Regions from separate parts of the Mus musculus genome. Here all the other regions are linked to region 1. Evidence: chromatin loops called from intact Hi-C (ENCODE). Cell type or tissue: left cerebral cortex. All regions are shown on one strand. Region 1 holds the start of Mgat1 (mannoside acetylglucosaminyltransferase 1). Region 2 holds the start of Btnl9 (butyrophilin-like 9). Region 3 holds the start of Rack1 (receptor for activated C kinase 1). Region 4 overlaps Trim41 (tripartite motif-containing 41). Region 5 has its middle 4.0 kb from the start of Zfp62.

Region 1 (5,000 bases):
GTAGCCTTTTTGCTGGGGATCATTCTGTGAGCCTTGGAATTTAAACAAAGGGCTGAAGAGATGGATGTGGTGGGGAGTTTCTGTGTTCTGACCTGCTTCCTGTCTAAGTGCCTTGGCAGGAAAGTCACTCTGACATGGCCTGGGCTGCCTCGTCTTCACCATCTTCAGGACCTACTATGTATGGATTTTATCCAGGATGGTGATTTGTGCTCCTTATATTTTGGATATCTTCAGACCAGTTTCCCAACTTTTTACACATCCAGGGAACTTGGTCATTTTTTTCTCACACTTTGGCACTGAGTGTGAAGGCTATAAGTCCCTAATTCCTTTTTATGGGAAGTAGAAAGAGGCCTAAAGTATATAAACATTGGCATTCTCTTGGCACATGCATGGGCTTGACTTTCCTGTCACAGTCTGTGCAGTCAGCTAAACTGGAAATAGTGGGCATACACACACCACACCCACACACAGTCCTCCTCCCTCCCTCATGCGTCAGCCCTTTCCTCTACGTGAGGGCAGAATTCCAGCTGCTACTGTGAAGCTTCTCCGCTGCCCCACTGTGTCCTGTCACATGGGCACAAAGCCATCTCAGCAGTCCTTCTCAAGGGCTCACCAGGGTACCAGGTTTGGAAGCTGAAATGCCTAAATCTAAAATCTGGCTATGACTTCTGACTTAACAGCTTCCATACACCCAAAGCCTCAGACTTCTCTCTGCTGAGCTCTGCAGAGATGCGGGAGAGTGTACAGAGAGGCCAAGAAAACAGGCTTGGACGGAAGGGCAGCTTCCTAGTGTCTCCTGACAACTTTGTTTTACTTCCTCACCTGCCCACAAGGGCCCTTAAGGTACTCCCACTTTCTGCATAATTCCTGGTGTCTGGTACGAACAAGTTAGTGAGTAACACTCAGTAAGCACAGACCTAAAAGTCCCGGTTACCTTGGGGACTCTGGAACAGTAGTGATGAAGTCTGTAGGTAGGAGGGTCTGTCTGAGGTTGAGTATATCTAGTAATCAACTGGCAGTGCCTCTGCTCCCCTCATGGGTGAAAGATCCAAGGGTGGTTGGAGCCAAGGCTTATGCAGAGGGCCAGGCACAGCAGGATGTGGGAGCCAGTGGGGGCTGTGGTACCATGGTGAGTGGACAGTAGGGATTCCCAGACATCTCTGATTCCAAAATGGTCCTGTCAGTGAGATGTGGCTTACTGTGAGTTGCTAATAATGCACGGCTCAGATCTCAGAAATAGTTTGTGCTCCGGGGCCACTGCTGACATCTAAATCAGACCCTGAAACTCCTGGTTGTCATCTTTCCTCCCCCACTCAGGCTGCTTGAGGCTCTGATTGAGGTACTTACCAAGTACTCTGTTCAGTTGGGTCCTGATGAGTCTCCCTGCCCCTCCCATGTTTCTTTTGCTTTAAAAAAATACCAAGGAATACAGATCCAGGGGTTTCCTTCCCCCTCCCATTCATTTTTAGGGTTACTCCAAAAGCCTGTGATTGATTCTTTCCTTCCTCAGGACTTAGGTTCAGTGTACAGGCCTGACTTTGGTTTCCCCGCCCATAAAGGGGCACACACACACACACACACACACACACACACACACACACAAGACAGAACTGAAACGGCGGCAGGCTGGCTCTTACCCACCTTGGGCAGCAGGTGTTTCCTCCCTATCTTCCCTTTTGAAACCGAATACTTGTTGCTTGCACACCCTCACCCCTCTCTTGCTGTTTTTTTTTTTCAACTAATAGTCTGCAACTTCCCTCGCATAGAGGAATGGTTCCCAGGTTCTTAGAATTGAGGTTGGTGAACGCTCTTCTTGCTGAGGAAACGCTTCTAACACCACCAAGTGCTGCACCCCTCAAAGTCGGTGAATCTCTAGATTCACTGGGCTGGACAAGGGACACTCTTGGGAAAAGTCTTTACTGGACAAGGCTCAGGGTGTGAGTGGGGTTGGCATCTACACAGGAGCTGCAACTGAGAGGGAAAGGGCCTCAAACAAACATCTCTGCTACCACTGCCTTTCGAAGTTGGGGGACTTGGGAAGACCCGTTGTTTAGATCTTGACCGGTGATCAGGAAGTCAGCAGTAGAGGAAGGCCCTGGAAGGAGGGGCCAGCGCGGACTCGCCCGTGGCAGGGCGGGGACCAACAGAGGGGCCTAGGGGCTGGGGAGCGCCGCCCCGCCCTCCCGGGGAAGGACCACATTGCCGGCTAGCAGGAAGGCCAACCAGACCGGACGAGGCCGCTCCAGCGCTGGGTGTTGCCGGTCCGGGGCGAGCCTGGTTCCAGGCGGGGTGAGTTGAGAGGATCCGGTGAGCTGGGCCGGGGGACGCCAGCGTCCTCAGTCCTGGGGCTTGTCCCAGGAGGACAAGGACCCCGGAGGAGAGAGGCCGCGCAGCCAGGGGAGTCGGGTCTGAGTCCCGAGTGTGCTCCAAAGCCAGGGCGGTGAGAGTGGCGGGCCCGCCCGGGGCCGCGCAGCGCGCAGTCTCCCCCACGCGGGGAAGTGGGAACTTAACGCACAGCTACAGGATTCCTGGCCTTCAGCTGCTAGAGGGAGGGTGGCTTCTCCAGGAGGAGCTGTTGTGAAACTCGGCAGGAGGGCACCTTGGGTGCGGGGCAGGGCAGGGCAGGGCAGGGGAGAGATGGGGTCGCCCTGAAGAAGTGGGAGACTGGAGTGGAAAGTGGACTTTATGCAAGCCTCACCCCAGCGTCCAGGCTTCATAAGTTACTAGGGCTGGCTTTTGCTCAGCCACAAGGAAAATTTGACTCAATGTTGAAATATGTGATTTGGCAAGAAAACTTTTTTTCCTAGCCTCCTTTCTAGTATGTTTGGAACAGGGGGCTCCCAAGAGGTGCAGAGCCCCCCCATTGTTCAAAATGTGGTTCAGAGGGACTGTGGCCCACCCATTCGAGTCTCCATGGAAGAGTGGCCTTCTGGTGAAGCTTCTTTTTCTTTAACCTTGGCTACTGTAAGGCTCTCGTGCTTGAGAATATTGCTGGCCAGCTTGATTGCCTGTCATTAGTACTATTTAGACTAGAGCGTCCTTGATTCTGGGGTCTTCCCGTTTCCAGTCACTAGTCCTTGACTTTTTAGCATGGAGATCACCAGTAATGGCAACATTACATCCCACTTCTGTTTCTCAGAAGGCTGTATTACAGTGTGTTCAAACTCCATGTCATTGCAACAGGTTAAACTCACTTTCTGCTTCGGACGTCAAGGTATTGCCATTCTAATCCAGACATCAAGGGCGGTGGAGAAGACAAAAGTCGGTTGTCTGTTTACAGAAGAGGAACTGAGGCAGTGGTTCTTCAGGTAACGGCTTCAGGGCTGTCTGTCTGGTGCCAGGCTATAGCAGCATTGTGTTTCCCTTTGACCTGTTCCCAGGTGAATAGCCTGTATCCCTCCTAGGTCTTACCCTCTATACTCTTGAATTATTTAGCATATCTACTCGGACTTCTTTTCAGTTCTTCTTCCCCTCTGAAATTATGGAGCCTGGTACATCATACAGAGTCTAACAAGAAAGTAATTCACTTAGAGAGCCGTTATCTGTGATGGACACTATGTGCTCTGTACTTGTTTAAGCTGTGCTTGCTATCATACTGGCAAAGCAGAAACAGGAGGGACAGTTCATCAACGGTTCTTCCATTTCGAGACTTAGTTGTAAGGCTAGAGTAATGGTTGCTCTACTGCTCCTGGCTGGAAGTTGACTATTTGCTGTTTGCTTGTTGCCTAAGAAACAGCCTCTGACAGAGAGGGGCAAGCATGGAATCCAGAGTGTTAGAAGCTAGATGTGCTAGTGCACGCTTGTAATATCAGAACTCTGCAGGCTGAGGCAGGAGGAGCATCAGGTGTAGTAGGCAAGCTTGCACTATGTGCACCGTCTTAGAAAGGAGCCTGCTCTTATGCGCTCCTTCAGATTAGAATGTGAGAAGGCCCCAGAGGGACTGGCAAGACTTGCCAGAGCCACCTGGCAGCTGGCAGAACCTTCAGTATGCCGAGACTCAGGTCTCACCCCACCATGGTGCAAATGTTGTTGTGCGTGGTGGTGTGGGTTCACCTGCTAGTTTCCTCAAAGGAGTCCTAAAAACACTGGAACCATGAAAGCAAGTTTTAAACTGAGTGTGCATATTACAGGCAAATCTCATAACTGATATATTAAAAACTCAGTTCAGGGTTGATGGATATTTTATTTTGTTATTTGTTTGCTTGCTCTTGTTGTATGTTATGTTTTGTTTTGGTGTATGTATGTATGTATGTATGTATGTATATATGTATGTATTTGAGACAGGGTTTTTCTATGTAACCTTGGCTGTCCTGGAGTTTGCTCTGTAGACCAGGCTGGCCTTAAACTCAACAGAGATCTGCCTGCCTCTGTCTCTGGAGTATGTGATCAAACGCATGTACCACCATGCCCCGCCTAGGGTATTCTATTTTTAAAAGGAAAATATGGCAAAAGAGTTTTCAAGAGGCTTTGTTCATAAGTGCTGTTGCAGTTTAACTTTGTCCTCTTCTCACACACTGGTAGGGTTTTCCATTTTCATTTCTCTTTTTAAAAAATATTTGTGCATATACATGTTTTGCCTGCATGTATGTTTGTGCAGCACTTGCATGCCTGTTTTTTTCAAAGGCCTAAAGAGGCCCTTTGAATTGGAGTTACTGAGAGTTCAGAGCTGCCATCTAGGTCTGGGAGTGGAACCTGGGTCCTATAGAAGAGCAGCCAGTGCTTTTAACAGCTGAGCCGGCTCTCCACCTCATTGCTCTCTCATAGGAATGGTAGGAACTAGCAGTCTCCTTAGGAACTGAAGAAAGCAAAAGTGAGCCAAGGCTGCCTAAAGAAAAAGCTTCAACTGGCCATGCCGTTGACGTCTTGGAGCACTTCCTTCTCTTTGGAACCCAGCCACTGAGTTCACTGGAAGCCTGGGCCACATGAAGGAGCACATGATGGTGACTCCGGCCAGTGTCCCAGTCAACATCAACATTAGATTACACATGTGTTATGGACCA
Region 2 (5,000 bases), 61 kb before region 1:
GCTTTCTGTTTCTAGAAGGTTCATACAAGTGTTGCAAAGGAGCCACGTACCTTTCAGGTAACAGAAGAAGATCCAAGCGGTAGAGGGATGCTGGCAATCTCACCTCCCTCTAAAGGGGGTGATTGTGAAATGTTAGTCCCTGATGCTAAGCTGCTTTGGATGTGGGCTGGCAGCTGGGTTCAGGAAGAGGATGCAGCTCACTGGTGACAAAATTACTCGCCCACCTTTCACCTTAGGACATAAACTATTGGTTCTGCCCTTTGTTATAAAAACCAAGATAGATAGAACAAAACGAGGAAGTCTCCGTCATATCCCGTCCTCGTGGAAAAAAATCTCAAGCTAAGTTCCCATAGAAAATGACCCTCCAGTGTCTTAAAAAGAGGCCAAAGGTGCCTGGGAACTTCGTTAGAACAGGCTGCATCTGCAGGTGGCTAAGAAGAGAAAAAGAATGCCCAAGCTGGCCATCCAGGATTTCTGGATAGATCAAGCTGGATATCCAGGGAGGCTGGATGGTGGTCCAAGGCCAGCCCCTCTAGCTTCCCAGTAACACTGAGACAGACTGCAGTCTCCATTAGAAGTTGGGAAGTGCTTGTGCCCAGCTCTGACTTAACCCATCATATCCCTCTCTGCAGGGAAACACCCGGCGGAAACCTCCTGGGAACACTGTCACAAGCAGACTTAGAACAGCGTTCATATACAGCGCGGAAACAGTGGGGTATAAGCATTTCTGCAGTGAAGCTGCACTCTACATGAAGCTGAATGCGAACAGAAGAGAGGCTGCTAGAGGTGGCGAATCTACCCTTCTCTTGAGTTTGTTCTATAAAGTGTGTCCTTCCTCTTCAAGACTCTCCAGTCACTTAACCTTCACCCCTTGCTCTTGCTTTCCCACAGTCCTCTCTCTGCATTCTCCATGTGGAGATCCTCCTAATCTCTCCACGGAGCCGGAAGGCAAAGCTGTGTCACACGCTCCGCCCATGCGCATGGCATTCTATAGGTCTCTTTCCTACCAATCGGCACTCTTTCCAAGATCCTACTCAAAATTCCTGCCTCTGATGGGTGGACTTGACCTCTTCCCATGTGCACACTTCTTTCTTCCCAGTCTTCGTGCAGGGGGTCTCTGAGACCGCCATAGCCTGCAGAGTATGGTCCATAGGAGCCGAGAAGGTAGTTTGGTTCAACACAATTAAGCAGCCGATATTGGTTCAAACTTTGGGCGTTTTACCCCCAAGTGGTTTATTTTAGGCATATGAATGCCCTACACATAAATAAATGTGCCTGCAATGGAAATCTGTGTAAAGTGCATATGATGCCTTCCAAAAAGAAAATAGGCTCTATGGATTGAGAAAAACAAGCTTATGATAAGGGTCTGGGGGAGGGTCCTGTGGGGTCTCAGACTCACAGACAGTACAAAGGTCATTAGGCTATTGACCGTGTCTGCTGCCAGCCTTCTGGGCAGCTAACGGGTTATGACTTCCTTCTTTCGAAGGATCAATCCTGTGTTTAGCACTCCAGACTCCCCAGGTGCTTATCTGTGAGCACAAGGACCTCTGGGCCGCCTATATCTCCCTCGTTTTTACTTTTTAAAGAAAAATTATGGTTGTAATAGAGTCCAAGGTTGAATGCATTACCTTCATGGCTGGTATAACTAACTAACACAGGCAAGGATAAAATAATTATAATAATAGCTAACAGAGAATCAAGGAAAGGGCAAAGCCATCTTAACATGATGGGTATTCAGAGGTCACTTGAGAGATTTTATCTCTTTATGCAAATCATGAATTTGACCTTCTGTAATGTGAGAGAAATCTAACACAATAAAGAAACATGTCAGGAAATTGTTGACAACCAAAATAATGCTCCAGCAACAAATTATCTATAGTAGCTTTATTTTGTAAAACTGTGACTCTAAATTCAACCATCTCTGGGTTAATTTCTGATAATATTTTTGCTATAATATTAGTAGTTTTACTACTAATTATATACTATAGTAATTATACAGGCCACTCTCTGTATTCCAGGAATCATTCCTGTGATTGGTAATAAGAAAGCTGCTGTGGATGCAACTATTACAGGGTCCCATAGATGCAACTTGGAGGGAAGTCTCTTAATTCTGCTGATCAATTGTAAAGCTTTCCTGGAAAAATGGATGTAATATGGCCTATCCCACATAACACCATTCACACAGATCCATCCCAAAGGCAGTTGTTTGCCAGAGGGAAGGGTATGGTTAGAGGTGGGATTACAATCAGGAGAGATATAAGTTATATATAATTTAAGATAACATGTAAAGCATATTCAATGTGATTAAAAAACAGCATTGACAGGAATATCAGGGGATCCTGGTGCAGATGGATTCTAATGCATATGAGTAACTCCTATGCTATATATATATATATATATATAATTATTATTATATATATATTATATATATTCCAGGAATAGATGGGTATCTTCTGATGCAAAAAGATTACTCTTGTTAGCTGTCAGACACCAAATGAAGCCAGAGTTTGTTTTATAAATCACTGGCAACAGATAGTGCTATTTTGCAACAATATCAACTTTGGTAAGCAGTATGACAGACAGTATTTTTTATCTTTATACAACTATAATTTCCACTAACAAAGCTTTCTAAAGAGTGATTAATTATGCTAAAATCCACACTATTACACCGGGCTGATCAACTAGATTAGTCCATCCACAATATCCTCCATTAATATTCCATAAGTAACAAAATTTCTTAAGCCATTTGCCTTTATAAATAGGACCGTTATCAGATTTTAGTTGTAATGGGAGTCCTGGAAAGGAAACATATATAATAAATGATAATGGTATCTGAGGTTGCTTCACCCTTGTAAGCAGAAGCAACACATCATATTAGAAAAAGTATCAACTGTTACACGGACATATTTTAAACGTCCAAATTCTAAGATATGAGTAATGTCTGTTTGCCTAATGGTGTTAGGTTTCAACTCTCGAGCATTAATTATGCCAGCAGATGGCGGCAGTGTGAAAGAAGAACGTGATGGTCTGTCGAGCCTGCTCCCTAGGTAAAAAGATTATACCTGTATTTGATGAAGTACCAGAGATTTTTGAGCAGCCTAAAAATAAAGTATTAGAGGTAGGGAATAGGTCAGTGCATAGGTTCGAGCATTATCAAATATTAATGGGCCTGGCAGATTAGATTGAGCATGAATATGAGTTATGAAAATGTTGAGACTGGTTGTCTCTTTGAAGGGAGTAACATTAGTAATAGGGTTGGGTTAAGGCTTGCAGTTTCTAAAAGAGAAACCGTTTGAGCACAATACACAGAGCCAGTTAAAATATTTAGTGGCTGAGAAACAACTAATCAACACTGATTGATTACAGCGAGTTCAGACTGTTGAGTGTACAACCAGCGGTGGGTATAGTCTTCTTTGTGAGGAGTGTGTGGAATTTGTATATAAAACACAAACTCCTTGTCCTTTTGAAGATCCATCCACCTGCAAGACAGACTGAGAACTGTTGCTGCAGGCTCTTTACCAGTAAGCTGTTTAAGATATGCCCTTCTTATCATTGTCAAGCCTATAAGTTCTTATAAGTAAGGAGTTGCAGATCATGGCAGAGAATTATGGTACGCATAAATTTCTATACCATCACCTCATCATTCCAGTAGGTGGTGAGCAGGAAGGAATGATAAGTAATTGATAAGGAAGAAAGGGATTAATGACATGAACATGAAGTATTTGCTACAGCATGATTTAATAAACCAATAGCTCTCTCTGCTTCAGGTGTTATGTTTCTTGCAGCATTTAACTGGGAGTTTCTGGAAAGCAACTTAAAGAATGGAGCCAATCCTCAGTAGTAATAGGCATAGAAGAGTGCTCCCAAATGACGTGGCCATACATTTTTTTGTAAGTAGTCGAGGGTATATTGTTAGGAATGTTTTAGGCTGAGAGGATGATGGCTAATTAATTATTGAGCAATAACATATCCGAAATAATTATGAGGTGATTGCCTTATTTTACTCAGATCTATGTTCAAATTTTCATGAAAGTTATGTACTCATTTAAGTATTGATTAAATGAGCAAGAGATGGGGATGTCTTTCCCAAGATCCCATTCAAAATTCCTACTTCTGATGGGCATTCTGACAGGCAAAGATCCTCTCCCTGTGTGCATATCTCTTACCCCTTAGTTTGAACTTTCATAAATGTCTCGTTGAGGCACATTGGCATGAGGCACATTTCCTCTGTGTGCCTGCTTCCTTTCCAAGCACTCTTACTCCTCCTGGAGTCCAGGGATCCGTGCTTCTTGGCCTGTGACATATTCTGCATTCTAAATGCCAGTGAGTCACTTGGATTGCCATGCAGGAGAGAATTTCATGAGACAGACATAAGTTATGCTTCAAACTGGACTAAGGATTTCTTTTCCATAGCTACTAGCCTTGATCTAACTTTACATTCCAAAATAAGCTCAGCTCAGTCACTGTGTGTTATAATCCTGTGTACTTTCATGTTGACCTAACTTTACATTCCAAAATAAACTCAACTCAGTCACTGTATGTTACGACACCGTGTGCTTTCATGTTGGCCTACCTTTACACTCCAAAATAAACTCAGCTCAGTCACTGTGTTATAATCATTTGTACTTTATTTTCTGAATTTGCAAAATTTTGACATCCTTTCATGTTTTTGGCTTTGAGTAACCTTGCTGAGGTGTTACCTTTTTTTTTTTTTTTTTTTTGCACTGCTCTTGTTTATTTCAGCACTAACATTATATCAATCCAACAGTGGGTTTAACATTTGTATTCTGCTTGCTAAAAATTTGATGTACGAATGTGTCTATTTCTCTCTTTAAACATTTGGTTGCTTTCACTTAAAAAAAAAAAAAAAGTGTGACTTCGGTGTCGTCTGTGTAGCAAGACTGATTTAAAACCCACCGGAGTACGGGGCATTTGTGAAATGTTTTAACCTCTTAGATTTCTGTTTCATATTTTTCCATGATATGTTTGTTCAGCTACAT
Region 3 (5,000 bases), 450 kb before region 1:
CAGTTTTCACTAAGGAAGCTGGTATGTGGGTGTAGTGGCTCACCTCTCTATGTAGCATAGCGTAGTACAGAGATAGCCAAGTGCTAGCGTGACCCACTTAATTTTAGTTAGAGCAGCAAACTAGCTTTAGGGTAAGAAAGGACAGGTGACTTCCAGAACCACCAGAGAAACACAAGAATGGCTTAAGGCTTGGAAAAATGAAAGACAGCCAGTTGGGTCTACCAAAGAGACAGATGATGTAAAACCTTGGGGTGCTAAGAAGGCATCCCTCTGGTTGTGAAAGAACACATCCAGGGTAGTACCCTGCATATTCCACCGAGACTACAACGGGTGAGTCTGCAACAGGCCGGCAGAGCAAGTGGTCTTAATTGAGAGACCCTGGTTTTTACATCTCTGAGCAACCACAGGGGGCTGCAACTTCACACAACATTCACCTAACATATACCTTCCTTTCCAAATGCCTTCCAGTGCACCTTGCTAAGGTCCCCTAATCCCAGCAAACTCTGGCAACTCTCACTGCTCGGCCTACGGATCCCAGCCAAAAGCCTTTGCAATGGAACTATTCCCCAGATACCCACAAGATATTGTGCTTTCACATCTGCCTATGGCTTCCCTCCAAACTTAACCTCACTGTCTTACCCCACCATGATAAGACGTAAACTACAAACAAAACAAAATGGCCATCCGGCTTCTTTCTTCCTTCGGTTCTTATCTGTGACCTAAGCTGGCTTGCCTGGAATTTACTAAATAGACTAGGTCAGCCGTGACATCAGTGATCTTCCTACTTCTGCCTCCTGAACACTCGGATCCCAAACCTCTGACACCATGCTTAGTCTCCTATATTCCTTTATTCTCCGCACTACCATATTTTATAAGTACTAATTTCAATCTCTTATCACAGATAAGAAACTAAACTCAGCTGGATGATGGTGGTGCATGTCTTTAGTCCCAGCGCTTGGGAGACAGAGGCAGGTGAACTCGGACTTCAGGGCCATCCTGGTCTAGAGGGCAAGTTCCAGAGCAGCTAAGGCTACACATTGTCTGGAAAAACAAAACACATAAGAAGAGGAGGAGGAGAAGTTAAATTCCATGCAATTTACGAATAGAAAAAAACAAGCCAGCATGGTCTACAGAGAGCCAGGGATACAAAGAGAAACACTGTCTCCAAAACAAAACAAAACCAAAAAAAAGAAAAAAAAAGAAAGAAAAACAAATACTTATACCTAGGGCTTGGTGTTTTAGGGCTATAATCTTAGTTACTTGGCAGGCTGAGGAAGGGAGATCATAAATTTAAGGCCAATTTGAGCTATGCACATCCTGAATCAAAACGAAACAAGGTTGAATGTGGTGATGAATTCCATCATCGAGGCCAGCCTGGTCTACAGAGTGAGTTTCAGGACAGCCAGGACTACACAGAGAAACCCTGTCTCGAAAAACAAAAAACAAACAAAAAAACGAACAAAAACTAAACAAGGCTGGGAGTTGGGTGGATTTAACTCTGTAAGGCACTCTTCCTAGCATGTGGGAGTTCAACCCATAGCACTAAAATAAATAATTAAATGTATCCTTTAGTTCACATAGACATTAGTGGTTGCTTACCTTCCTGACCTGTGTGTGCTCCTTAAAAAAAAAAAAAAAAAAAAAAAAAAAAAAAAAAAAGTGAAGCTGAACAAATCGGCTGTAGCCAAACACACATGGCAGGAGAGAAAATTCCTGACTTCAGCCAGTGCTCTGTGGCAATCACAAGCGCACTCACACACAAATACTTTAAAACATACAGTTAAAACTTTTTAAGGCCAGATCTGTGACATTTGGAAACACTACAAAATTTGAACACGTGTTGAGGTCATCGGGTTGCCAGGCTATCCGTGTTCCTCTGCTTCCCCGTCCGGGAACACTTCTTTCAGGGCAGCACAAGACAGACCAGCAGGCTTTTCTGGGGAATGATCAGAGGCACAGAAAGGGCTTCCAACAGAATCCCCAGAAATCTGAACCCAGCACTTCCTCCTTTATAGCCTCGCCGGGCGGCGGCTCGGTTTATAATTCCAGTACTTGGGAGACAGAAGCAGGTCGGTAGTTCAAAACCATCCTTGGCAACACAACCAGTTTAAGACTAGCCTTCGCTACATGAAATTTTGCCATAAAACAAACAAACAGGCCAGATTTGCTGGCACACGCCTCTAATTGCGACTTTAATTGTACTTCCGTAAGTCAAAGTTGGAGCCGGGGTCTCCAACCAAGGAACTGAACAGAAGCGGAAAGGGCGGAGCCGCGTCTCTGCCACGTAAGGGCGGAGAGGCCACTGTAGTTTGCTTGTGTGCCCTCAGCCCCACTTCTGCTTCCACGGCATGCTTTAATCTCCCGAGAAGCCTTTCTAAAACCCTGGCGCATCTGGCTTCAGAATGCATTTGTACAGCGCTGCCAAACTAGGTTGCGTGGCAGAAGAAACGACGATACTTGAGACCTACTCTCCCAGTTCCTCCCACTTCTCAGTGCAGCTATCTTTGAGCAGCAGTGAATCATGGGAATCCCCGCCTTGCTCTCCGAGTATTTCCGGTTCCGGCGGAGGCCGCTCTTTCTTTTTCTCCACAGGGTCGTGGTGGCAGCCGCTGTGGTGCTTGGCTCTCTGAGCTATCCGGTGCCATCCTTGTCGCTGCGGCGACCCTCGCATCAACTGCAGCCATGACCGAGCAGATGACCCTTCGCGGGACCCTTAAGGGCCACAATGGATGGGTAACACAGATCGCCACCACACCGCAGTTCCCGGACATGATCCTGTCTGCGTCTCGAGGTACGGGCTGCATGCCGGGTAAATCACCCGGTGTCCTGGGGACTGCATGAGAGTCTCGTGGTTAAGCAAGTGGCGCGCGTGTTGGCTCGGTTCATTCCCCAACCCAGTTGTTAGTTGGGGCGTGCATACCCCAACTTGGGCCCCAACCGGGACGACCCTTTACACATGAACGGAAACCGAGACACGTCGCGCAACTGTACTCACACCCCACCTCCCAAAGTTGGCGATTTTAAATCTCTCGCTTGCTTCCTGGAGATGTGTTTAAGTAGTTTTACGGGGCTACAAGACGGGCGGAGCAATGATGACCCCAACATGCCATCTGAGTGGCTTTGCTGAAATCCAGAGGCTGTTTCTGAGCTGTTGTCGCCTGGCCCTAAACTATAGACAGTGGGTAAACTTTGTAGATGCCTTGTTCCCCACATTTCCGGACTTGATTGTCCCGCCCTAGGTTTTCTTGTAACTAATGATTTTTTTTCTTTAATGATGTATCTTCATGTGTATTTCCTCCCTACCCACCCCAAAATTATGCTCATTTTCTCTCCTACCTAATACTAGGCTTATTATTGTCCGTTTCTGTGTAAGTTGGTTCGTGGCTAGGATTGTGTCTGATGCTACAATAACGGCTGCATTTATTTCAGTAACTCTCAGGCGGGAAAGGCTGTCTCTGCTCAGCCTACATACACCCAAGTGGTGCTTCTGCTGTTAATTAGTCTCGGGCCCGGACGATGACTAAGGTTAGGGTTAGTTTCCCAGACCCTGCATGGTAGCTTGCAGTCATCTGAAACTAGTTCCAGGAGACCTGACACGCACTTCTGAACACCATAGACACAGGTAGCACACATATGTATGTAGGGAGCCACTTTAAATAAAATACATTTTGAATGTGGAACTTAAGTCTCAATCCCAGGAAGTGTGGTGCCCATAGTCTCACATTACAGCTGAGATCTACAGCTCTTGATATTGTAGAGTAGTAAGCCTCTTTTATTTATAACTTGAAGTTTCTCTGTCCCGTTTACTGGCCCCAGTGACTTTAAGACTGTAAATGGTGCACAGTAAGTAGGCTTATACCAACCTTTACCAACCCTTTTAGACAAGACCATCATCATGTGGAAGCTGACCAGAGATGAGACCAACTATGGCATACCACAGCGTGCTCTGAGAGGTCACTCCCACTTCGTTAGTGATGTTGTTATCTCCTCTGATGGTCAGTTTGCCCTCTCGGGCTCCTGGGACGGAACGCTGCGCCTCTGGGATCTCACAACGCAAGTAGCTGCTTTGGAATCTTGGGGGGAAAGTGGGCAGAACTGAGGTAGATTCGCCGGGGTGCAGTCTCCCCTTGGTAATTGGTCCTTTTGTAGAGGGTAAAGCAACATTTGGGGGTGTTGTTTTAAACTGGGTACCTATGAAGTGTCTCATCTTGTACGTTGTCTTAGATGGGCATTTGGCAGATGTAATAGAGGATCCTAGTGATGACAAGACGACATTGTCAACCAATCCCCCACAAGGGAATGAGGACATGTCCTGCAATTCTGAATGGGTTCTCTGATACATGTCAGACATGACATAGGCTAGTAGTAGGTTCTAAGCCACGTGTGGACTGTGTGGGGTAATAGAGCCTACGGGGCAAGGATGAAGCTAGGAAAAGGCTCTAGCTGGATGGACAAAACCTGTCTAGAAAGTGACCAGGTTCTCCTTCTTAGGGGCACCACCACAAGGCGATTTGTCGGCCACACCAAGGATGTGTTGAGCGTGGCCTTCTCCTCTGACAACCGGCAGATTGTCTCTGGGTCCCGAGACAAGACCATAAAGTTATGGAATACTCTGGGTGTCTGCAAGTACACGGTCCAGGTAAAGGGATAAGGGTGGTAGGGACAGCATGTTCAGGGCTACCTCCCGCCCCCTGGGGACTTGGGTTGTTTCTGAGGTGGGTTCCTCACTAGGTAGTCCTGGTGGCCTGGAGTGATCTGACTCCTAGGTGTTGGGGTGAAGCTGTGTGCCACCGACTGCCTCTTTAGCTTTTCATTGTGTGTTGTTAGTCCTGTGACTGTCTGGGGTTGTTTTTTGTTATTTTTAAGCTAAGCATGCTGGCTTGTGACTGGCATGGGACTTACAGGCGTTGGAATTTTATTTAAGTACGCTGTAGCTGTCTTCAGACACTCCAGAAGAGGGCATCAGATTTTGTTAAAGGATGGTTGTGAGCCACCATGTA
Region 4 (5,000 bases), 440 kb before region 1:
GGTTATCAGGGACCCATGCAGACCTGTCAGACAAAGTAGGTGAGGAAGGACTGAGCTGGAGGAGTCTAGGAGGTCTTTTTGACTCCTAGAGGGAGAAGCAGCCTGGGTTCAAGAGGGAGCAGGAAGCAACTCAGTAACAAACAGTGGGAGGAATCCAGGCTCCCAAAACAGTGGGCAACCATCCACCACCACCCGCCCCCCCAGTGGTGACCAGAGGGGCCCCTGCGGGTGGCAGGCTGATCAAGGGCAGAGCTTGATTCGGGTACCCTTGGAAAGTACCCGGAAAAAAGGGAAAACACGCTCGCCAAGGAAGGCAGCTGAGAAGGTGTGCACATGGGCTAAGGTATCCGCATTGTAGAAGCCTAGGCGCCCAGCCTCATAGTCCAGGTATACGCCAAAGCGCCGTGGTTTCTCACATGGGCTGAGCAGTGTCTGCTCTGTTGAGCTCTGTGCCTGGTATCGTTTGCCGTGGGTGCCCACACACCACACTTCGCGCTGGAGTAGGAGCTGCTGAGGCAGATGGAGCCGGCGGCGGCGATGATGATGGCGTGAGGAGCTGGCATCCCCACTGCTAACAGAGGACCCCCCAGAGCCCACTTTTTCTTTATGATGGGTTGATTCACGGGCAGCACCCACTGCCCAGCCTCGCCTCCCACCCACCTCTACCTCCCAGTAGTGCCGGCCAGAGCGGAAGCCCTGGGCCCCTAGTACACAGCAGTCAGCTGAGAAGCGCTTGGAATGTTCAGGAACCTCCTGCCGACGTTCTGCCAAGCGGACTCCACGGCGATCAGGGGACAGCAGCAGAGCTGGGTGAGCTGTGTCAGGGTCCAGTGTCAGGTCCACTTGGAAAGAGACATACAAAAAGAGTTAAAACAGCTTCCCATCACACCATCCTACCCCATCTTCTTAGTTCCCACCCTATGTTAGAAGTCAAGTTCAAGAACTATGGGTTCTAACCTTCACCCTAATTCTAACACCTGCTGGCCTGTCCCTGACTTTCCATCTCATCCAAAACTTAGCTGGGCTATCATGGAAGCAACTTTTGGCTTGAACCTCAGAGTAGCTTCCAGTAGTCTACACCATCCCAGTAAGCCAAAAGGAAAGGCAAAAACCTCCCTACCTCTTGCAGCCTGACAAAACATGCGGCTCATTTTCCTCACGATGGCGTCTGTCAGGAAGTCGTGGCTATGGGGTTGGCATGGGTCAGGGGACCAAATCTCTGGGGGCTGCAACTGTATCTCTTCACACCTGGAGGAGGGGGACCAGGTAGGGGGTGGGAGCATGATATTCCCAGAGTGAAGAATGATAGCTAAGGGGAAGGAGCAGAGGGTCTGAGAAGCAGAAACTTAGGTTCTGGGGAGAGAGGGTGGGAGGGGAGGGGAAAAGGAAAGGAAGTCTCAGAGAAGCAGAAATGGGGAACCAGACACTACTAGGTTACAAAGGGTAGAGTGGGAACACACCTATTGAAAGTCTCCTTGATGTCCTGGGAATAACAGAGACAAAAAGAGGGAAAGGGAAAAAGAGAAAGAAAGTGTCAGCTACACAGGGGTCACTGCTCTCTTCAGCAGAGAAAGGTCTGAATGTGAACAGGAAGGGAGAAAGCAGCACCTTCCAGGCTCACAATAAACAAGAATATTTCTCAACTACCATAACTACCACAAAGACTTAATCATCCTACCAGAAACTATCAGAATGCTATTACTAGTTTTTTTTTTTTTGTTTTTTGAGACAGGGTTTATCTGTGTAGCCCTGGCTGGCCTCGAACTCAGAAATCCACCTGCCTCTGCCTCCCAAGTGCTGGGACTAAAGGCGTGTGCCACCACACCGGGCTTTCTTTCAACTCCTAACCCCCTAATTTAAACAACCGAATTTGCATTCTTTAGGTAGGTATGATTGCCACACACATACTCAATACTGTCACCAGCTTTTTAAAAAAAAAGTCTTGTTCGAGGTACAGGCAGTTCTGCAGTAGCTGGAGAGAAACTGCCTAATGGAACAGAGAGGAAGCAGGAGAGTGGATCAGGGCAAAGGGGAACAACGCTCACTTGCAGTAGCCGCAGGCCCCCCTGTTGGCTCCGTTCTTGGGCTTCAGCAAGCAAGCGGCTCAGCTGGGCAGCCTGCTCTTCAAGGCGGTTGGCTGCTGCTCCCGCACGTCCTAACTGAGCTTCGTGCATCTCCCGGAGGCGCCTCTCTAATCCTGCCTGCTCTTCAGCCAGAAACCTTGTTAGCCGCCCAAACTCTGAGGCCACAGCTGCCAGCTCTGACTTCATCTGGCTCTGAAAAGATGCAAAGGCAGACATGAAGACACAGTTCTGTGATCCAGAGGAACCCAGTATGATTCCCAGCACCCACATGGCAGCTCATAACCATCTGTAACCCCAGTTCCTGGAGATCTGATGCTCTCTTTTGGCCTCTAGGGCAAATGAACATATTTGCATACATATACATACATGCAAGCAAAACATCCATACACTAAGATTTAAAAAAGGAGAGTTGCAATGGGAATAGAGGCTACCACCTGAATGAATACACAAAAAGGTAAACTTGACCTTTTCTGTCTGTTGCCTCTCAATCTCAGGCAAAGGAGTCTCACGCTCCCTAACTCCAACGTGTCCTGGGAACGGGAAGAGAAGTCTCCTCCCCCGTCTCAGTCTTATTGACCCTGAGATAGGCCAACTCCTGCATCCTGCTTCACATTCACCAACTGCTTTCTGGAATACTTAGCTCTTCCCTGTCTACCTAACTTGCTTTTCAGATGGAAACTTTCATGTTCCAAAGGACATGAAAAATCTCTCCTCTCCAGATTTCTGTACTACCAACTCTGTATTTCTGACTATATCTCCATAGTGTATGGTATTGGAAATGCTATGTTAGAATACAGACAGGAGTGGGGACACATGTAAAGATCAGAGGACAACTTGCAAGAGTGGGTTCTCGAAGGGCAGTGGTGGCGCACGCCTTTAATCCCAACACTTGGGAGGCAAAGGCAGGCGGACTTCTGAGTTCAAGGCCAGCCTGGTCTACAGAGTGAGTTCCAGGACAGCCAGGGCTACACAGACAAACCCTGTCTCGAAAAACAAAACAAAGAGTGGGTTCTCTCCTTCCACCAACTTGGTCCTAGGGATCAAATTCAGGTTAGCAAGCTTGGTGACAGATACCTTTACCAACAAAGCCATCTTGCCAGTCAAGTTTTGTTTTTGAGACAGAGTCCTGCTCTGTAGCCCTGGCTGACTTAAAACTCACAATCTTCCTGTCTCTACCTCCTCTGCTAGTTTAATTTAAAGATAAGCCACCCGCCCAGCTTTGTGGTGTCCTTTAAGTTTCTCTTCTACTATGCCACATATTCCCACAGATAGGACCGGCATAATCCTTTACCACAGTGTCATCAGAGGCTGGCACAGTGCCAACCACAGGTAGGTACTTGGTAAGAAATTTTTGAAATTACCAAATGAGAGAACTCAGGAAGCAATATATGAAGTGAACTTAGACATAAGGGCTCATGCATATAATGCCAAAACTCTTCAAGACTGAAGCAAGTCAATTATTCCACATCTGAGGCCAGCTTGGGCTACAATATAAAACCCTTTCTCAAAACACAAAAGGAAGATGCCACACAGTTAAGTCCTGACTCTCAGTAGTCACAGTCACCAGAAGAGAGCAGTCACTCAAGTTCTCTAGACTAGGAGTCAGCAAACTCCTGTAAAGTTGCAAACAGTAAATGTTATACACTTAGGGCAACAGGTAAAACATTTTATAGGTATAGCTGCTCCTAGATATTCAAGTGGGTTTGTTTCCAGGAGACCCAAATCAGCAGATATGCAAATAATCCCTTTTTCTCCCATATATTTTAAATGTCTCATAACACCCAATACAATGGAAATACTACCAAATAGCTAAGCTTGTGGTGATTTGAATCAGAAGCCCCCATAGGCTTGGTCCATACTTGATCCCCTGTTGGTGGAAATGTTTGGGAGGATTAGGATCTGTAGCCTTGTTGGAGGTTGTGTCACCTGGATGGGCATTAAGATTTCAAAAGCCCCCACACACCATTCTCTGTTCACCTACTCCTACCCTGAACCATGAGGCCCAAAAAACATTTTATAAGTTGCCTTCATCATCATGTCTCTTCACAGCAATAGAAAAAGTAACTAAGACAATACTGTATAAAGAATAAACACTTTCTGGGGGAGGGATCTTACTATATAGCTGTGGCTGTCCTGGAAGTCACTACGTAGACTAGGCTGGCCTCAAACTCATAGACATCTGTCTGTATCTGCCCCCAAATCTGGGAGAAGTAAAGACTATAAAAACCAAACCAATCAAACAAACAAGTGGTGGTGCGTGACTCTAGTCCCAGCACTTGGGAGGTAGAGGCAGGCAGATCTATCTTTTTGAGTTTGAGGCCAGCCTGGTCTACAGAGCAAATTCCAAGAAAGGCAAGAGGTACACAGAGAAAACCCATCTCAAAAACAAAGGGCCCACATGTTGGCCTGAGTAAGGAGGAGGAACTAACAAGCAGGTAAGGTGGTAGTTGTCAAATCTGGTTTCACTCTCTGCCTCAAAGACACATATCCCAATATACATTTTCTAAAACTCAGAAGACCCTCACAGTATTAGCTTGGGAAGCTGCCAGATAGCACATTGTGATTGACATTTCACAGCAGTGACTCCCTAACGTACAGATGGCACTACTATGAGTTCTAGAAGCGGCAAGGCCCAGACTGACCAGGAAGGAAGGAAAGGGTATTCCCATCTGATGATGGCTGAAGCTTAGCTTAGCCACAGTACTAGTTCCAGTCCAGCAAGGCCTGCGAGGCTTCTGAGAACAGACAGGAAATTGAAGGAGGTAAGCTAACGTAAATGGGCTGAGAACACCAGCAAAGAGGACAGGAGGTCTCTGCAATGCTGATGATTACTAATTCTATCTTTTCCTAACAGTCTGCCCTTCATCCAGGACCCAGCAAGCCTGTCAGACCACAGCCCTTAATGTTCAGAGAAGC
Region 5 (5,000 bases), 52 kb before region 1:
TGGAGTAAGCGGGTTCCTGCATCAGCTTCTTAAGCAGCTGGGGCTACAGATCTACACCACAGCACCTGGTTCATACCACTTTATAAAGAGTTCCCCCTCTTTCTTCTTCACAACTGAGTATGGTGTTTTGGTTTGAACATGTTCTCCTCAAAGTTCATCCCTTGACAGTCTAGCCCCTCACACCCCAAAATATAATCAAATAACTCAGCTATAAACAGCTAAATTGAAGTCATGGTAGAAAAGGTTAATATATGACTGGTTTCTTTGTAAAAATGTGGGCATATGGCAATGTGCACATAGACACAAATGCAGGCAGAACACTATGAAGACAGAGAGATTAGGATGGTTATGTCCATGTGCGAAGGGACACCAAAGATTTTCAGCAAGCCACCAGGAGCTAAGCAGAAATTGTCGAATAGATTTTGTGTGAAGCCTCAGGAAGAAATAAGCCTGGAATCTTTTTTTTTCTTTAAACTTTGTGAGCAAGCTGGGTAGTGGTGGCACACGCCTTTAATTTCAGCACTCCAGAGGCAGAGGCAGGTGGATCTTAGTGAATTCAAGGTCAGCCTGGTCTACCGAGAGTTCCAGGACAACCAGGGCTACACAGAAAAACTCTATCTCAAAAAACCCAACCAAACCAAACCAAACCAAATCAAACAAACAAAAGCAAAAAAAACCAAAACCAAAAGAGCAATTTTGTTTATGTATGTGCATGTGTGTGCATGTATGTTATGCATGGTTGTTTAGGCCAGACATGGACAATGGGTGTCTACCTCTACCACAATCATAATCCACCTTACTTTGGAGACAAGGTCTCTTAGTAAACCGGAAGCTCATGGATTCAGCCAGCTACATAGAACTGCTGGTTTCTACATCCAGGTTCTGCGGTCGCAGACCTGTCCTGCCAAGTTTGTCTTCTTATTTACACGTGTGCTACAGATCCAAATTCCAGGACTCACTCTTTCACAGCAAGCACCCCACTTACTTACTCACTGAGCCACCTTCCTGGACTTGTCGTCTCTTTTCATCTTGGGTTTTAAGCATCCTGAATTGTGTGACAGTATGTTTTTGTTGTTTGCAGTGTTTTATCATGGCAACCCAGGGAAACCACACGTGAATATACATGTATTCCTTCCATACTTTAGACTTTTACTTAAAAATTGTGGGAAGCCACATATGCCATTACAAGGTGGCGCTGGCTACCGCTGGCCATCACGCATAAGTTGGGGTAAACAACCAATGTGTACATATGCAGTAAAGTTTTTTGCTGAGTCACTGCCAGGCCTGGGCATGTTAATGAGGTTCTGTGAGGTACTGAGAGCATAACCAATCGGATGTAGACATGTAAATGAGGTAGTAAATGCATAACCAATCCGGGTGTGAGACACACCTCTCCTAGGCCTATATAAGCAGCACCAGTTCTGGGCTCAGGGTCTTTTCACCTCTGCAATCAAGCTCTCCCAATAAACGTGTACAGAAGGACCCTGTTGTGGCGTCTGCTTTGCTGGTGAGTCGGGCGCTCACAAAAAATATTACTAAAAATAATTTTACTTAATTAATACAACGACGAATCACCTTTCACTATGTCATTTCACAATGTGTGTTAGTCTGTTTTCTGTCACGATGAGAAATACCTAAGCTAAATCAAATTAAAGAGAAGAATGGCTTAATTTGGCTAACAGTTTCAGAAGTTGTAATCCATGATTTCTTGGCCCTATTGCTTTAGATCTGTCTGTGGCAGCATAGTATATTGTAGTAGGAGCATGTGGTATAGGAAAAGCTGCCCACCCCAAGTCAGCCAGAAAGCAAAGAGAGCCAGCAGGTCACATTCTCAATGGCCTAACTTCCTTCAGTAGGTTCAGCCACCTCCTAATAATGTCACAGTCTGGTGACTAAGACTCCAATATTTCTCCAGCCTGTCTCGACCTGGCAGCCTCTAACAATGACGTGGAGACTTTTATTATTTATGAAAGCTTAGTCCTTATACCTTAGGCTTGTATAACTTAATAACCAGTTTATCTGGTCCACATTTGTCACATGGTTCATTACCTCTCATTCATTCCCTGTACACCTGACTTCCTCTGTGTCTGACTGGCGAATTCCACCTCTCAATTCTTTTCCAGAGTTCCTAGTCTTGCCCCAAAGTCCTGCCTTTCCTCCCCTGTCCTGCTATGGGCTGTTAGCTCTTTATTAAACCAATCACAAGGTGAGGAAGAAGAATATTTACAAAGTACTCAGGCAAGTGATGATTCAATAAAAAGAACAATACCAAGGTCCTGCCTACACTCAACTCTGTGCACGTACAGAATTCAACATATGAAAAATACAATCTTTACATGGTACACCAGAACTTTATCCCAACACTAACACAAAAGTCTCTTAAGGACATTTTGGATGCAAAGTATAGCACTATAGTTATGCCACATGGTGAGTGTCTACAGCATAACTGCTATGGCAGAAACTGTGTGCACATGAATCCATGCTGCCTAGTGTCTTCCCCAGAAGTTCAGCCAGGACACTCTGGCCCGCACAGCAGAGTTCTACCCAGTATGGTTGTTCCAGACATAGGTACCTGCCATTCTGATAGGAAAAAAAAAATGTGTTTCTGTCAAGTTTGGGTTTGCATTGTTTGAAAAAGGATATTATTTATGTATATGAGTGTTTCGCTTGTATATATGTATGGAAGTGTCCCTGTGTCCATTCCTAGTGCCTGTGTAGGTAAGAAGACTGCAACTGAAGTTATAATTATGAGCCGCTGTGTGGGTGCTGAGACACAAACTCCAGACCTTTGCAAGAGCCGCAAGTGCTCTAAACCCATGAGTCATCTCTCCAGCCCATGGTTTGTATCTTTTTATAAGTTATTTGTAGGAGCTTTCTCTGAATCCTCCATCTTCCTTATGACTTTTAGAAAAACCTGTGGTTGGGGGGTGGAGGGAATGGTTCTTTGTGACATAAGATGTAAATATTTTTCGTAGGTAGTAAATTGCATTTTTATTTTCTTTGTAGTGATTTTTCCATAGAGTATTTGACTATGGGGTGTTTGAGTTTGCCATCCTTTGTGCCCCACTACTTATCTTTTAAGGTATAATTTTTAAAAAGGAAAGCATTTCAGTATTCCAGTATGATCATAATTTCTCTGGGGCTGTTTTCCTAACAGTTGTACTGAAGTGGGACTAGTAGTGCTGGCGACTAACATGTGCAAATTTATTTATTGATGACAGAGGTTTGCTGGGTTGCCCTCGATACCCTGGGCTTAAGTCATCTTGGTGCCTCAGCCTCTTACATGTCTGAGACTAAAAGCAGATGCACCCTTCTCAACCCCACTCATGGTTCATACTTGCATTTTACACTTAAATCTTTTATACATATTTATATTTAAATTTAAGTTTAAATCAAAATTTATCTGCTTTGAAATGCCTCCCAGTTGTCCCGTGCTATCTTCCCCACACTGATTTAAAATATTAAATGCCGACCCTATGTTGCTCTTTAATTAGTTTATAAGCCTGCCTTGGAAATATGTCCACTTAATTACTGATAAGTTTTAGTAGTCCTCCCCCGTCTCTGGTTCTTTCTCTAAGGCATTTACTGGCTAGAAATAAGCAAGAGTCTCTACTCATTGTCCATGTAAACTTCAGGACCAATGGTGGGTTGCAAAGAGGTTGTGACTGTAGTTACGAGAGTCATTACAGATGAGAAGGGGGCACCTTTGAGTCTGAGTCATTCCTCTCAGTGGAATCCAGGAAACTTTGCATACGTTCAGTTGCACTTCTGCGTTCCCGGGAACACTGCAAAGTTTCTTCATATAGGTCGTGCAGGTGTATTGTTAGCTCCTATTTCATTTTCTGCTGGTTCCTATTATAAATGTACTTTTGCTTCATTTATTAGAATTATAGTTTATGCATAAGGAAACTATTGCTTTCTCTGTTAATTCTGAAAACACATACTTTACAGTGTTGTCTCATTGTTTATTCTGGTTTTCCAAGTTAATTCCCTTGAGCTCAATAAAAATAAAATCTTGTTATCTGAAAGTAGGATAATTATATGCTTGCTTTGCAGTGTTTATATTCTATGTTTTTTTTTTTCTTATCCAGCTGCAACAGGAAGTAATGATAGTAACTGGTAGGTAGTTATCTTCTGGCTCTCTCATTGCTTTCACTGTTTCCCCTGCCACACTCTCTAGTGCCCCAGTCCTTACTGTCCTTATTTTAGGACTTGTAAAAATGTCCTCTCTTTGTCCAAGATGCATACAGAAAAACTGTTGTACAGTATTGTTTATTATAGACCTAATTTAGTTTTTATACACTTAATTAGGAAGCACTTCATACATGAACAAGAGGAGAATGGCTAATGAGATTCTAATTCAACAGAACAACACAGAAAACAGCATTATGAGAAATCATAATGAATAACACTATATTTTAAATCACTAAAAAGTGCATAGGTAGCATGATTGCAACACTCTAAAAAAGAAAAAATCCATTCAACTGGTGGTAGAAAAAGGAAGGAAGTCTGTGTGTGGTAGCATACAGACAGGCAGATCTCTGTAAATTCAAGGCCAGCTTGATCTACATAGTGAGTTTGAGGCCAGCCAGAATTACAGAGTAAGAATTTGTTCAAAAAAAAAAAAAGTGTGTGGGATCTTATATAAATGGTGGTTATCACTAGGTAACTATTCTGTTTTTATTCTTTTTTTTTCTTAGCTTGGATATCCAGTGCCAATTTTACATTTATAATATATCTTAGTTCATACTAGCCATATTGCATGTGTTTATTAGCCACCAAATGTACATAGTAGCTATACAACAGGTAGACAGTCTTGGTAGCTGTTCCAAAGGACAAGTGCTAAAAAAAGGACTCTGTGTGTGTCTCTGTGTGTTTGTGTGTCCACGTGAATGTCTGTGTTTGTGTGTGTGTGTGTCTGTGTCTATGTGTCTGTCTGTGTCTATGTCTCTCTCTCTCTCTCTCTCTCTCTCTCTGTGTGTGTGTGTGTGTGTGTGTGT

Evidence for each region. Hi-C counts contacts between places; a loop is a spot of excess contacts. Peaks named below come from ENCODE experiments on the same cell type or tissue, not always from the same donor. Only the 100,000 strongest peaks of a DNase experiment are listed, where the experiment ranks them.
Region 2: a loop joins it to region 1, with 3.0 times the contacts of the local background. A loop is called at or near these places in 13 of 42 quality-filtered maps.
Region 3: a loop joins it to region 1, with 2.3 times the contacts of the local background. A loop is called at or near these places in 12 of 42 quality-filtered maps.
Region 4: a loop joins it to region 1, with 2.4 times the contacts of the local background. A loop is called at or near these places in 8 of 42 quality-filtered maps.
Region 5: a loop joins it to region 1, with 2.8 times the contacts of the local background. A loop is called at or near these places in 29 of 42 quality-filtered maps.

What each region holds. Positions count from the first base shown.
Region 1 is chr11:49,248,367-49,253,366 of GRCm38, forward strand. It overlaps Mgat1 (mannoside acetylglucosaminyltransferase 1), which reads left to right and starts at 2,186. Exons shown (of 3, transcript NM_001110150.1): 1 at 2,186-2,289; 2 at 3,184-3,308. In left cerebral cortex, CTCF peaks have their summits at 830 and 2,485; DNase peaks (open chromatin) are centred at 484, 2,222, 2,443 and 4,891; H3K4me3 peaks cover 1,236 bases; H3K27ac peaks cover 2,508 bases.
Region 2 is chr11:49,186,938-49,191,937 of GRCm38, forward strand. Btnl9 (butyrophilin-like 9) reads right to left here and starts at 152. Exons shown (of 10, transcript NM_172793.2): 1 at 51-152. In left cerebral cortex, a CTCF peak has its summit at 2,990 (motif pointing right); DNase peaks (open chromatin) are centred at 2,998 and 4,361.
Region 3 is chr11:48,797,782-48,802,781 of GRCm38, forward strand. It overlaps Rack1 (receptor for activated C kinase 1), which reads left to right and starts at 2,579. Exons shown (of 8, transcript NM_008143.3): 1 at 2,579-2,791; 2 at 3,882-4,053; 3 at 4,492-4,639. The coding sequence starts at 2,683. It overlaps Gm36109 (predicted gene, 36109), which reads right to left and starts at 1,622. Exons shown (of 2, transcript NR_166852.1): 1 at 1,600-1,622. Snord96a (small nucleolar RNA, C/D box 96A) reads left to right here and starts at 4,252; the gene lies at 4,252-4,328. LOC115485831 (a small nucleolar RNA gene) reads left to right here and starts at 3,084; the gene lies at 3,084-3,151. In left cerebral cortex, no CTCF peak of the experiment used is centred here; DNase peaks (open chromatin) are centred at 146, 2,289 and 2,524; H3K4me3 peaks cover 2,812 bases; H3K27ac peaks cover 1,723 bases.
Region 4 is chr11:48,807,005-48,812,004 of GRCm38, forward strand. Trim41 (tripartite motif-containing 41) reads right to left here. Exons shown (of 6, transcript NM_145377.2): 3 at 2,046-2,276; 4 at 1,461-1,483; 5 at 1,121-1,248; 6 at 1-842. The coding sequence ends at 241. Among named protein-coding and RNA genes, the nearest start is that of Snord95, 6.4 kb to the left of the region's middle. In left cerebral cortex, no CTCF peak of the experiment used is centred here; DNase peaks (open chromatin) are centred at 477 and 2,137; H3K27ac peaks cover 297 bases.
Region 5 is chr11:49,196,787-49,201,786 of GRCm38, forward strand. No RefSeq gene overlaps it. Among named protein-coding and RNA genes, the nearest start is that of Zfp62, 4.0 kb to the right of the region's middle. In left cerebral cortex, no CTCF peak of the experiment used is centred here; a DNase peak (open chromatin) is centred at 2,791.